3 separate regions of the Homo sapiens genome follow, and all the other regions are linked to region 2. Evidence: chromatin loops called from intact Hi-C (ENCODE). Cell type or tissue: K562. All regions are shown on one strand.

The links. A loop is a pair of places that touch in the nucleus more often than their neighbours do. Peaks named below come from ENCODE experiments on the same cell type or tissue, not always from the same donor. Only the 100,000 strongest peaks of a DNase experiment are listed, where the experiment ranks them.
Region 1: a loop joins it to region 2, with 2.6 times the contacts of the local background. A loop is called at or near these places in 2 of 110 quality-filtered maps.
Region 3: a loop joins it to region 2, with 4 times the contacts of the local background. A loop is called at or near these places in 3 of 110 quality-filtered maps.

What each region holds. Positions count from the first base shown.
Region 1 is chr11:15,967,624-15,972,623 of GRCh38, forward strand. SOX6 (SRY-box transcription factor 6) reads right to left here. Exons shown (of 16, transcript NM_001367873.1): 16 at 1-5,000. It overlaps MIR6073 (microRNA 6073), which reads right to left and starts at 1,998; the gene lies at 1,910-1,998. In K562, no CTCF peak of the experiment used is centred here; a DNase peak (open chromatin) is centred at 1,938.
Region 2 is chr11:16,278,110-16,283,109 of GRCh38, forward strand. The region is part of intron 3 of SOX6 (SRY-box transcription factor 6); the gene reads right to left. Among named protein-coding and RNA genes, the nearest start is that of SOX6, 76 kb to the right of the region's middle. In K562, no CTCF peak of the experiment used is centred here; a DNase peak (open chromatin) is centred at 2,392.
Region 3 is chr11:16,335,182-16,340,181 of GRCh38, forward strand. All of the region lies in intron 2 of SOX6 (SRY-box transcription factor 6), which reads right to left. Among named protein-coding and RNA genes, the nearest start is that of SOX6, 19 kb to the right of the region's middle. In K562, no CTCF peak of the experiment used is centred here; a DNase peak (open chromatin) is centred at 2,870.

The DNA of each region.
Region 1 (5,000 bases), 310 kb before region 2:
CAAAAAAGCAAAAACACATATGACAAAGGAAGACAAAGGGAGAATGCACATGAGCAGACCTGCAATGTGCAGCATACAAAACAGTTAAATATTTGCACATTCCCCATACTCCAAGAGCACCAGCACTGAGGCCTCACTTTATGCTTGTGGTTCTTCAGGAATAAGAAACTACTGAGCAAGATATGTCACTGAGTTTTCTTCAAGCGTTCATATTGCCATGGACACTGATTAGAAGAGTTATCTGCATTAAGCATTACCTTTCTGCCCCCACCCCGCCCACCCTTACCTCTGCCCCAAAGGTACCAGCATTCCAAATATTTGTTCATGAGCTTTTGGAAAGCAATCTGTCCCCAAAGGGAAAGATAGAATGGGGATGAAAAGGAAATGTGTTTGCATATCAATATTTTCAATGATATTAGTACAGGGGCACGCTCAATAGGATATGGCATCAGAAACAGAACATCATTGGCAGGAATAACAGACAGAAGTTGTTTATTAGGGAAGAAAACATGTCAGGGAGCAGATGACTTAAGGAAATGATGCAAGTGCTTTTGTGAAAGGACAAATGAGGTCATACAATATTATTATACTTTGAGAAGTGAGCTTAAGTGCCAACTCAATTCTTAGACAAACGTGTACAAAATCAGGCAGGGCTACAGCAACCATTTTTGTCATTTTCTCATTAAAAAGGAAGACCCAGTAGTAATTTCAATACATTCCTCTAGCTGCATTTCTTTGCAGTTGTTGGCACTTGGTACAGGACTTCTCATATGATTTAAAATTACTAAGTGATTCTTTTTCCTCTCCCTAATGAGTTGGTAGAGGTCAATTCTTTGCAAAATGAGTAAATTGAGAGAAGCAGCCTCAGCTGTGCTGTTCAAGTGACCAGGCTGCCTTCCTACTGAGGGTAAATGGGCTTTCCTGAAACAATCCCTGCTTTCTGCTAGTGCTTGTGCTCCTGGCTCAGGAGGGTGTACTCCGAAGAAGCAGCCTGGCTTCAGAAGGAAAAGAAAGCAGCCTTTAATTTCAGCCCTAGAGTGATCACGCCCTTTTCAAACACCCTCAGGCTCCCGTGGGGCTAATGTTCAGGGGAGGCCAGAATTCGACAAGCTCAATAGCACTGTGAGCCCACACCTGAATTTAGAACTTGGCCTGGGCTTTGGTGTCAGGACCCTGGCAAATCAAATCAGGCCTGAGGACAAGGCTGGAGAGTATCAAATACCTAATGAAGCAAACCGAGGTGCTTCTAAAAGGCTGAGCTGGGTACACATGAAAACAACAAAGCTTCCGTACCTTACTGGAAAAGACACTGCTTCATATCTGCCAATGAAATAGAAAAGTTGTCAGCCTAGCGGCTCGTATCCGCAAAGCGACCTTTTTTTTCTCTCTCCCTTCCTACTTTTTTCCTTTCTTCCTTCTTTTCTCCTTTTCCTTCCATTCCATATGGCTATTTTTTTTTTTTTTTTTTTTTGGGAGAGGATTGCCTGGCAGTGTCCCAATTCTAAGTGACAAGGAGAACCCTGACCCTGTAAGTTCTTTAACAAAATGGAGATAATTTTTATTTTTGATTTGAAGATACTATGAAATAGGGAGCACCGCAAAAACAAAGTTGCTTAACATTCTTGAATCTAAACTGACATGACGGGACGTTTATTAACGGCCGATCTCAGAGGTGGATTTTTGCCTTTGTAGTGGCATTCATGCTTCTTGCTATTAAATGGTCACAGAACTATCTTAGAAGATTTATGTAGACTCCCAAAGCAAACTGACTGTCTCCTAACTGTAGTGGAAATTTAGTATGTCCAATCATCAACTTTCTGTAAGAAAAAAGGGAAATGTCTGGATCTGTGGACAGTGGGTTCTGAACTGCATGAGAACCCTGGTGAAACGTTTTGCTGTCCCAGCTGCAGGCCAAACACTGCTCTCTCACTGTAGCTGATAACTCACTACCCCGAGAGGCACAGTGACTCATCAACTTTCAGTTTGGACCAACATCTATGGATAGAGAACAAAAAGGAAATACATAACTTATATCTCACTAAGTATTCATGAACCAAAAATAAATTCTATTTCTATGTTATATTTACACAATTAGAAAAATCTAAAATGAGATGGTAAAGTCATATAAACTTTGTTTAAGCCCCACTGAAAATAAAATGAATTGATCCCTATGATTGTCATTCTTAATTTCCATGGATATTTAGAGCCAAACTTGGCTAATAAATAAACTGCTTATACACAAAATTTAGATTCAAATACAGCATTACTGTTTGATCCAATGAAAAAGACGTTTACAATCAGATCATTCCTGAATAGCCTTTCATTTTTAAGAACATGGCTAAAAGTAAATGAACCCCAGTACTGAGGCAGAGCTGGAGCTAAAACAAAGTGTTCATACACACATGTATTTTGCATAAATAAATGAAATAACAAGACATAAAAATGACTCAAATCCGGCAACTGTGAGGCAAGCCCACACGAGTCGAAACAGATGACTTTTGTTCATGTAGTTTTCGTACAACAGTTTCACATTAGTCAGAAGTGATAAAAAATACCATTTATATCCAGTGCTTATAACACTTACGAAACAACATCTGTGAGTGTGTGTGTTTTTTGTTTTTTTTTACTTACTATGAGCAAAATCAAGTTTCAGTCCTAAAGAACAGTCCTTTGTTCTCCACCAGCCCAGAATATTATTTTGGCATGGTCATAAAAACAAACAAAATTAACCTACTATGCTAAATGTTTGCTTTTGTGCAAAATTAATTACATACAATACAATGCTAGCCATACAACACTCTACCAATGCAACAAAATAAGAAAGAAGTGAGAGAGAGCAAAAGCAAAAGCCAAAGAGAAAGAAAAAAAACAAGAGTGAACTGAGGAGGAGAGGTATATAATCAAAGAAATCAGTAAGACAATAATAAATACTCATTTTTTGAGAGAAAAAATGACCTCCTCCTCATTTGAAATAAATGTACAAAAACAAATTTCTAATCCCCAACCAACATGAATAACAAAGAGTTCCTATCAGTACCTTAATCAGCTTATAGAGAGCACTCCCAGCTAACAGAATAGCTTGTAATTTCTTGGCTAGACCTGTTTATTGCTATTAGGCCTTGAGCACTCTTAAATAAATACAAAGGTACACTATTTTCTTCCAAGTGACAAAATGGCTCAAGAAATCTGATGGGGCCATTCCTATGTCCTGGTGATCAGATTCTGGGTTGTCCCATGAGGTGAACTATCCCATTCACTGACATTCTCCCACTAAACCTCTCTGGGGGAAGCCCCCCGATAGACAACCTGTCCTAGTTTCAGGAAGGCCAAAATGACATGGCAGAGCTCCCTGTAGTTAGGAGATGGGGAATAAAACCTCACTGCTTCCCACCCCAGTAGCATGTCTTCAAAGAAATCCTTGTGTGATAAGTGCAGTTCATTTTGTTCACACGTAGGCAGGTCCCCATGTGGCTACAGATAGAGTCAGCCAGAGGAACTCATCTGCTGCCCCCGGAGCTATCTGTTCCCCAGAGTTAACAGTAGGAACATCCCATATAGGGAATGTATTCCCCTCCTTCTCCTCCCTTACAGTTTTCTTTCATTCTCTAGATGTATCATGACTATTTGCCACCATCTTTGCTCTGAGGCTGTCATGTGGCTTTTTGCATCCTGGGGATTTTGCAATGAACTCCCTAGATGTGCCAGCTGGGACAAGGCAACTCAGTGTAAAGGTGCCAGCCCATGACAGCTTCACTGAGATTCCTGCATGGCCCACGAGCCTTGGGCTTCAGGTTTGGCCGCAGGACTCTCCTGCCTGGCAGTCACCACTGTTGAACCTTGCTGCTGAATGGAATTCAGGGGGAAATGCCACTGATGCAGACCCTACCACTTGTGAACTGAATTAGGGGAAAATTCTGGCAAAAGACTTGAGGTCACAGTGAACCTCAGGGGCATACCTGTTTAAGTGTAAGACTATATACCTATATCCCAATACACAGCCCTGCAGCCAGATACATACTCATGATTAAAAACAATAATAGGTTTTTAATAATATCTTGGTTTCAGAAATGCTTCCAGGCGTTCTGGGGACATAAAATCACTATGTACACAGGAGAAGGAGGTGAAAAGGACGGAAAAGTTCTTCGGGGAAGGAAGGTGAAAAACAAGAATTATTAAATTAATGCCACCAACAATTGAAAAAAAATAAATAGCAAGTGGACCCTTGACATTCTGGAATGAATAAATTATTTAAGATAAAATGTGTTAAGACTGAATGTCAGGGTTAAAGGCAAAGGGATAATGGATGTAGTGAGAGGTGGTCTCAGGCAGAGAAGACCACTCTGTCGATATCTGGTGTGGCGGTTGCTCTGGTGTGTGTATGTCATACCACATCACGCACTGATGGCACGTCAACAGGCAAACACAATTGGGTCCATGCACTGTGGCAACCTTGTTCATTCCTTACAATATCTTGTCTCCAGATTCCTGAGTACCTTACCATTTTCTGGAAAAAAAAATGTTGGTTTGCTATTTTATTTTAAGATGCCAAAGATTGTCTAAGACTTTGCAGTGTCTCCTTTAAGACTTTCAAAATATTAAGATTCAAAAGTTACGAAAAAGTTTGGCACATTCAAAGTTTAACTCTACAAATGGAAAATTGGAATTCCGAGGCCTTTTGAATATGCTCTACATGCAGCTGCACACGCCGTGGACTTGTTCTGTTTCACAATATGAAATCCTCAGTTGTTTTCTAAAATAATTCAGAATAAAAACACATTCACAACCTGTAGGCCGGCACAGCATACCTGAGTGAGAATGTTTAACCCCATCTAAAACAGTAACTTAAACCTTTATCAACATCCAAAAGAAAAAAAAAGTAAGACAAAAATATAAGACTTGTAAGACATCTACGGGTTGAGATAAGTTTCAAGTCCTGGTGTCTCATATTTAATATGTCTTCACCTAAATTAAAAAAACAACAACAACAACAATAACAATAA
Region 2 (5,000 bases):
GTTAAGTTACCTTATCTCAACCATTTAAAGAGGAAAAACTGACTTTCCTCTTTTGCTACTACTATTTAGCCTAGCTTACTTCCAAAATGCCAAATAACGTTTTTTTAATTTTTAAACCAAAAAAAATGCAGTTTATTCTGGGTAACTTTCATTAAAATAAAAGATCCCAAATGAAATCTAATTATTACCTACCTGAGAGCATTCAAGTTAAAAACAAATGTTTCAAATAACCCAACAAGGCATAATTGCCTAATGAGTTTATTATCCTATAAACAATACAGTAATTATGACCTATGGTACAAACATAAAACAATACAAGCTTCTTTCTTCCCACAAATACACACTTCATCTGATCAAAACTATACACTAGAAAATATTACTCAGAGCTCATAGCGTAGACGCCAAGCTTTCTAACAGGCCTTAACTTGCACCTGCAAATAGATGGTGACTATTTCTCTTCCAAGTGAAAACTAAATCAAGCACAAAGATTTGGGGCCCCAGAACAATAACATCAAGTTTAGAGCTTGATTAAAAAAAAAAGAAAGAAATTAGATAGTGAAAGAAAACCTGAAGATGAAAATAATGTATTTTATCAACTTGAACATGGATGAAGAGAAAACCTACAGGTCACTTTAACAGTAAGGACTCAAATCCTAAATGACAGAAAATTCTTATAGATTATTAAATGAGGCTAGAATATAGACCTAGATCTAATGGGGTAAAGAAAATTCAGAGGGCTTCAAAAACAGAAACCCAAAAAGAAAACAATAACCATCCAGTTGATCAAGCCTTCATTTTCCTATTCTTGGATGTATAGGTTCAAATGGTAAATGATGAGTTGATGCCACAGAGGAAAAAATAGGTACAGGAAGACTAATGTGAAATGAGCAAAAACACTAAAAAGCTTATGTGAGTGTCTTTTTTTCCTCTTAGAATTTCTGTCTACAACGAAACTGCAGGACTCTTGATACTTTCACAAGAATGCTGTAATTTCCACACTGCCATTCTTTTACTCTGAAAAGCTTAATGTATTTCAGTAACAATGAAAAAGTCCCACTATTGAAATACAACAGTGGATACACCCTAAATGTTACCAAGGGAATGAAAAGAAAACAAGTCCAAAGGACAAAAACTGGATACTATAAAACTGAGATATAAAGTCATTCAAATTCCTAAGAAACTTGTTTTTGGATCATATCAAGACTTTATATGACCTCATTTTAACCTATACAAGGCAAAATCATATGACAAATTTTGAGAAATATAGGGTAAATCAATAATTCTCTTCCTCCAGTTTTTAGACTATCTTTTAAAAATAATACTATTTAATATCTCACTTTCATATTTCAATTTCTGAAGAGTTTGGCTATTGTGACTATATTTCTTTATATGCTAAATGTTGCAGCATGTATTTGAATTTCATCTTCACAATTACAATGTTGCTTATTAAATATTTTTAATACAGAGTCCTTGACTAACTTCAATAATAATATGCCTTGGGAACATCAGAGAATCAGATGAAAACTTACATTTTCAAAATAACAGTATTTTAAATAAGATATGCTAGGTAAATATGCTGAAAGTTAGTTACAAATTGCACAATTTAAGTATTGTGCAAGAAAATACACCCAAAACCTACTTTCACATTTTTATTTGATTTAGTTTTTGAAAATCAACTTTTTCTTAATTCATGAAAACAAAAGTGCCAGCTTAGTTAATACATATTTTATGCATTATAGCTTGATTACTGAGTAATTAAATTGTATACCAATGAGGCATACTAACTCTTGAAAAATCTATATTTGGATGCTATACTCAGAGTTTTCTTAAGATAAATTAAATCAGAAAAGGGTGAAAACAATTTCAAAATGACCCAAAGCTTCAGTCCACACGTCATTTGAAAACAAAGTTTTTCAATGGTAAGCAAACAACAAAATGTATCAAGAAATGACTTAATCAAAAAAGGCCATTTCTTTCTCAATGCTTGACTCCATTAGTCTTATTGGCCAACCATGGACATATGTATATGTTTTCAGTGTATGCGTAAGAGTCAAATATTTCCTTGGAGATGTCAGTTTTGTCGAAAATGCAGATACAGTAATTTTGATGCCAAAAATGATATCAAATTTGCTTTCCCCACAAAAATTTTGGATTTTGTCCTTGATTTATCAAAAACAGAGACCTTTGTGAGAAGGGAATGACTCAAATTGGTTAGCCCACCAAATTTGGGCTTAAATAAAATAGAAAGTTATAATACTTTATTTGAGCTTTTTTTTTTTTTATAGAAACCGTATGCATGACTTTCACTTTCTAGAAAGTGGTTTTCTCTTGAACACACATCAGAACCATTCATCATAATATAATTGCAAGTTGTCAGTCAGGGCCGCACCCTTCACTTTGTGGCAAACCGCCAACACATCTGTCAGAAGCACTCATAAGCTTCCGTGTGTTATTGTAATCCTCTACAAAGAGAACAAGCTCATTCACCGATTTCACATTTTCCAAACAAAACAATGACTTCTTAAAACCCAATCCAAATCAAACTGTGTTTCCCTATAGACCATGAGCTACTTTCTCACCAAATGACTAATGGCACCAGTAGTTAAAGAGAATCGTATTATCTTGTGTACGGTTGAATTACTTATGTGCTAGACATGCATTTTTAAAAACAAAGAAAGGTGTTCATATTGTATGGTTATATGTATGAATATTCAATATGCATATATAAGGACACTGTAATAACATAAATAACATACTATTTCAATAAATTCCTTTGCCTTAATTATCGTTTTGTCATATAAATACTACATATTGATAGAAACCAAATCCATTTTAGTTGAAAACAAAATGTACTCTGGAGTTATAGCAGATCAGTACAATTGTCATTAATTTAAATCATCCCTACAGTCTGAAAGAGTCAGCCCTCAACAAAGTAGGACAGTAGAAAGAGGATAAACTTCCTTGCAGCTACACGAGAGTTAGAGTTTTTCTATTCACTCTACATCTGCCCTTCCAAAGAAGTTTCCAAGTATCAGAAGTAAAGCCTAAAACTTTATTACCAACAGAATAAACCCCTTTAAAAAATAAAATTGGATCCAAGATGTCAAATGTTCAGAAGTCATAGCTTTTCAAATTGCTTTTGGTCGTGTATGTGTCACATATATGTGTATGGTCATTGCTACCCTGCCTGCATGCTCTCTCTCTCTCCGAGTAACAGAGACCCCAAAATGCTATGTCAAAGAAGTTTTCGTACATTTATTTGAATGAAAGACACATGAATTACCATTGAAGATATGAGTATTTTTCCCACAAGATAGAGCAATCTTTACAAAGACACACATAAATATTTATATCCACACATTATATACAGATGTATTTCATTTTTCCTACTGTATTTGTCAGACATAATCAAAGCTTTCAGGAATAGTGGAAGTGATTGGAACAAAATCTCCAAACCTAGTAAAACTTTGTTGATTCTTAGTAATCAATAACATACGTATTTAATAGACCCTATGGTGACTATAAAACAGATTCCATATTAATATCTGTTAATATAGTACTTAAGTCTGGCAAGTGATTTAAACATTCTATATTATTTAAGCTTCATTAAATGTGTTATTTAATGTTGTCACCTAGGTAATAACTTCCCAATATTATAAAAGATTCAAAAAGGTTAAGTGATTTTCCCATGATGATACACCAACGCAAATTCATATCTTCAGATTCCAAAAAAGTCATGGCTTTATTATGTGTATTTTCACTGAGTTATACGAACACACAAATATAAACGTTAACATAAAAGCAAGTTACATAATATTAGACAAGTTATATACACAAGTTATTATATATAAAATCACATATATATAAAATCATGTATATATATATATATATATATATACACACACACCCTTTTACTAAAAAGGACAATACAGATTTAGGAAATTCAGGACATACAATGCACACTAGATGCAAGAAAAAAAATTAATTTGGGATACTTTCTCTCATAAATCTCAGTAAGTTTACCACAATATTTTCATATATTCATTTCTCAGTCAAATATATAGTCATGAAACTCAAATAAAATGCCTTATATCTGTTCCCTTCCATTGAGGTGAAGAGATGCAATCAAATAATTCTTATACTAAATATTATAAAATAATAATAAAGAATATGTATTTGATGAAAGGATAATGAAACCATGCCTGCCAGTCTTTATTGGAAAGAAATACAGATATTCATTTATTTTACTTTTCATCAAGAAAGTAGTTAAGTTTTCTGGACTCAAAATAAAGTTTATTTTTAAAATGTTTACAAGTTTAATTATTGGAACATTACATACACAATGAATGTGAAGTAGAGATTAATACAGGAATTTCTTGAATATGCAAAGTAACTCTATCAAATTGGCCAGCTATAACTGTTTCTTGATACCCACTAACTTTTTTAAATTTTTAAGCCCAGTTTTAAATGGTGGTTAAAAAAACACATTTCCATGATAAGAACATTTGATCCTGAACAGTTTTTGAAAGTCTATTTGCCATTTTGAAGATATATAATTCATTATTATTGAATTATATTTATTATTAAACCATAGCAAAAATAGGTATGAATTTGGAGGTTATTTAAAGAAATTTCAAACTAAATATCAATTGTCAAAATATGTATACGCCAAAAAACTATACATTTTGACAATCCATTACTACTTTATCAGCTATGAAAATTAAAAATATTTTTAAACCACAGTTTTAAAATTAATGTTCTTACTACTTGAAGTGATTATACAAGCACACATATATTTGCCCAATATTTTGGCAAGATATCAAATACAACTCTATAATTGCCCATATTAAAAATGGGAGAATCAAAATTTATTTGGTGAGAGAGAGAAAGGGAGCCCTATGAGATGTGAGTATATATATATATATATATATATGTAAATTATATATAATTTGTATATATATGTAAATTATATATAATTTGTATATATATATATATATATA
Region 3 (5,000 bases), 57 kb after region 2:
ACTGGGAAATCTCCCATGAGTCTTCCTAGAAAATACTATTCAGTGATTCAAGGTAAGGATGGCCATTTTCACCTGTTAACAGAAATCTAGGCTTGAACTTTACTAAAATTGAATGAATTTCCAAAATCCAAAAATGAGAGAAGTAGTAACTAAATGTCTCAAGAAGTCTAAACCTTACAGGTTTATGGACTTTTTTCCAGTGCTTCATAGGCCAATCAGGTATCACAAAGGTGTACATAAATCTTACCTTAGGAGTTATGACTATGACTATACACTAGTTAGAACCAAGTGAACGAGTGGGTTTCACTACACTTTCTAAAGTACAGTCTCAATAAAAGTGGGGAAATAAATTTCATTTTGGTGCTGCCTACTATCTTAAATGACAAAATCTTACAAAAAACTGGCAACAATTCAAGTTTTTAAAATCTTCTCTAAAATAACAAGATTAGAAATCTTCTCAAAGTCTGTCATAACAGCATGACTGAAGATTAGATCCTCACTAAAAATTCCTGGATTGTTATCATGTAATGACAATAGCTCCATTCCCAGAAATGGTACAAAGTCCACACCAGCAATTTTATGACTCCAAGTGAAAAACACAAAACACTCCAGAGTTGATTAGCAACTTCATGAGACTGAAAGCTAGAGAAGCAGAGTAGAAATTGTTTGCAAGCAAGAAGGTGTTTTCCCCAATAGTTATTTATTAAATATCTCAGCATGCCTACCATTATTTTCATTCAATTACAACAAAGGGCATTATTGACATCTTTTATTTAAGGTGGAAACTTATTTTAAAACTTTTCTAGAAGATAAAAACTCCCCTGGAGGAATTTAAGTAGGTCTCTAAAATAAGAAGTTCAGATATTCTGGGGCTGATAGTCCACTATGGTTATTTCTACCTACTTAGACTAGTAGTTAAAAGCCACATGTATATTTTTGCCAAAATGTGTATCAATATAAGAATGTGTGTAAGTGTACACATGTACATAAGTTCCCACTTACAATCATCACATTTTGTATCTCATAAGAGTGTTGGTGCCTTACCCACATCTCCATGGCCTACCACAGAAGCCACCTACTAAGAGTTGCTTCTTAGGCAAAAAGCTTGTCTCTCACCTCGGCCCATTCTCTGGCCGAGAGCATTTCTACTCGCTTCCCTCCTCTCCTTGGTCTCACCAACGTCATTTCTTGTCATTCTTGACTATGTTTCTGCCCACATGTACATTACTTAAAACGTTGTCTCCACCCTTTGTGTAAATTTTGTCTTCTTCAGAATCTCTGAGAACTCTTCAATGAATAACCTCCCTAACTGTTCACTCTTCTGCTTATCATCAATCAAACTCTCACCTGCACCACTGCAATGGTTTCCTAATCGGTGTCCCTGTTTCTGATGTTCTCTCTCACAGTCCACTCTCTACACAGCAGGCAATGTGATCTTTTAAAAACATAAATCAAATCATGTTACTCCCTTGCTTAAAATTTTCCAATGGCTTCTACTTACACTTGAAAGAAAGTTTAAACACTTCCCTGTAGCCTATGAGACTCCATAATATCTGTAATCTGTCAGCCTCCCTGATTTCATTTCATACCATTCTCTGCCTCACCAGCCACTCTGTTGTTTTCTGTTTCTCAAACATACAAACTACAAGACTTTTGTACTTATTATACACTCTGACTGGGTGTCTTCCCCAAATCTTTGCACAGTGATTCTTTTTATTCCAATTTCAGCTCAAATGTCACCTCCTCCAAAATAACTTCCCCAGTCTTTTTAAAGCAGTAATTCTCTATCACATGTTCTTACTTAATTTTCTTCATAGTACTTATCATTGTCTGAAATTGTCTCACTCTATAAGACTTCTTTATTGTCTGCCATACTACTAGACTATAAGTTCTATGATAACAGGGATCTTAACTACATTATTCACAAGTTAGTCCTTGTGCCTGGAACTTTAGTAGGTACTATACACTCAGGTATCCAGTGATGATAATAACTCCTTTCTAAATTATACTCTAAAGCAAAAGAAAAAAAAGTAAGGAAGGGAAGGCTCAAAATAACATGTACGTTGCAATTTATCTGTTTGATACAAGTAGCTATACATAATTTGCACCAAAAAATTGTATGTAATCTGCAGACAAGATCACCAACAATATATAAGTTTATCTGTCCTTTCTACAGTTACAATCTAGCAGATAATTATTACACACAATATCATATACAGGTCATGAAACATTATCACAAAAATATTCCTCTCCATGCTTATTAACATCAAAAATAATAATATCCTGTACATTTTTCCATGAAAAAAATTATGTGAATGTATTCCAGCCTAATGAGTCAGTCCTAATGAGAACAAAAGCACATTTTAGTGGACAGTGTCAACATTCCTCTGCAAAAAAGGTATTGGCACACTGGGTGCCATGATGAAAGTGGTAGCAGTTGTGGATAGAGGATAGTGAATCTTATTTACATTAACTTTCCAACCTTCAAATGGCTCTCACTAATTAACATAGCACATTAAATTTATAATTCAACAATTTGGTGTGTATAAATAGGTAATTATGATTAAAATCAGAATCTAAAACTTTTTATCTCAAAGTGGTCCTTGAAATCCTATTTCTAAAATTTCTATTCTCCTTCTTTGCTTATGCCATTACAAATTATTTTTCTTGTTTGAACCTATGTGGTCTCATATTTTGTTGCAGTGTCACCTCAAAATAATCAGAATTTTCACATTTAAAGATTTTTTTTCTAATCAGGAAGTGGGAATTAGTAGAGCTTCTTTGCTTTGTCTTCACCTTCTCTGACAGAAAACTTCCTCTGTGGTCATGACATTTCAAAGTAAAACCCTTCCTGTACCCAAGAGATAAGAAACTTTTAGGGCTTGTTTCTAACAGTTCATGAATGAGGGCCATGAGGGCCATTACAGAAAGTAAATAACAATGGAAACTGTATAAGTGCTGAAAAAATTATTGTTATTTTTTAGATTTTCTTTTAAGTTTTATTTTTTCACAACTATTTTTTGCGACTCTAAGTACAGAATATGATCCATTAAAAAACTACAAGTTTTACTTGATTTCATAAACATGTTTTTGACTTCATATTTATTTTAAAGTAGAATGAGGTAAAATGTTTATTAAATTTTATATTAGCAGAGTCCTCCCACTCCAACACACACTCACACATACACACACACAATATATGTAGGTTTGCAGGTCTGCCCAGAAACTTAAAATCCTTCTATTGTTTTTTTTCCTGTAAGTGTTATGGTACTTACAGTATAAGTCATTACAGGTCTGATATTACAGTTGTTACAAAATATTGAATCTATCCAGTGAAAAAGAAGCACAAAGGGAATTTCCAAATGCAGCTGCTATTTCCCATTTGTTAAATCCTTTTATTACACCATATAAGTACACAGCTGGGAAATACTATAGAGTGGGAGTTTAAACAAAATATTTTGGCTTCTAGTCATTCGGAATACACAAAGGCTCCAGTGGAAAGCAATGTTTGATAGCAAAAGAAAGTGAAAGTTTGAAAACATGTCTAGCAAGTATGATTTCTTTTACATTAATATTTAACTTATTTGTACCATTAAACTATTTTATACTATCATAAACCACATTTAATATAAATTTGGTAAGAAAATTATTAATATATTTTTAAGACAAAATTTTAGATCATAAAAGTTTGATAATAACCCACCAAAGTAACTTGGCATTTATCAAGATACAAACAAAATTTTTCTAGGAAAAATAAGTATAGTGTTCTCAAAGAAATAAAATTTGAACTGTATTATTTCTTCTTCTACCCATATTTTCCAGTCCAGTTATTTTTATTTGTCTATGACTAGATTTGGCATAAAAGCCAAAATATGTCTTAAACCCATCCTTTCTCTCTAGCCACTCTTCCTTTACATTAATCCAAGCCATTCATCTCTCACCTAGACTTCTGAAATAGACTCCCAGTGGGTCCTCCTTCTTTCACTCTTGTCTCTCTCCCATCCATTCATTATACCACGCCAGACTTTATCTGTTTGAAATGTTTTTGAATGCTTCAAACGTTTTCCATTGAACTTAGATCAAATCTCACATCCATAATGTTATCTCCAAGGTCCTGTTTGATATAGCCCCTACCAATCTCTCCAACTATATCTTATCCTATATTGCATCCTTCATCATAACTCTCCAGCGACGAAGGCCATCTTTTACTTTCTGAAATTAAGCAGTAACTTTCTCACTTCAAATACTTCATACATGCTGTTCCCTCTGCAGTTTTACTCTTTGTTCCACTCTACCTGGTTAGTTCTTACCATCCTTGGCTCAGTGAGGGCATTCCTAACCATTTATTCTAAATTAGGTTTGCCCCATTATGTTCTCACATAGCATTCTGTTCTTTCTCCTCACACATAGCAAACATCACATTTTAATTATATATTTGTGTATATATTTATTTAATTTCTATTCCCTCTCCCAGACTATAAACTCCATGAAGGCATGCATCATGTCTGCTTTGTTCACCACTATATAGTCAGCACCTAATAGAATGCTTGGCACATAGATGGTACTCAATAAATATTTGTTTAAATAAAAATGAAACATCGCTCCATTATCTTGCCAATACGCAAGTGGCAGTGACTGGATATCTATTTCACCTTGGAGGTGTTAAAATGAACAACTTAAGTTCAATCAGAAAAACAGACTTGCTTTATTACCTTCTTCCTACTCAAGAAAAATAAATCTTCCAGTGGATCGAATTGTACAATTTTGATCCCTTTCAAAACTAAAATTAGTCTAGAAACTACCTTTCAATCCTCTGCTTCTCACCTACTGTTTCAGAGCATTGACTGTGTCTGCAAAATCATCTGAAAAAGAAAAATGTCTGCCTTCATAAATTATTGAATTAAGTCTCTGAGACATTAAGCATCAAATAAGAATTTAAATATGTGTTATTAGTAGTAAAGGCATTGTAAATATTACCTTATTTTTGTTAAGAAATAAAA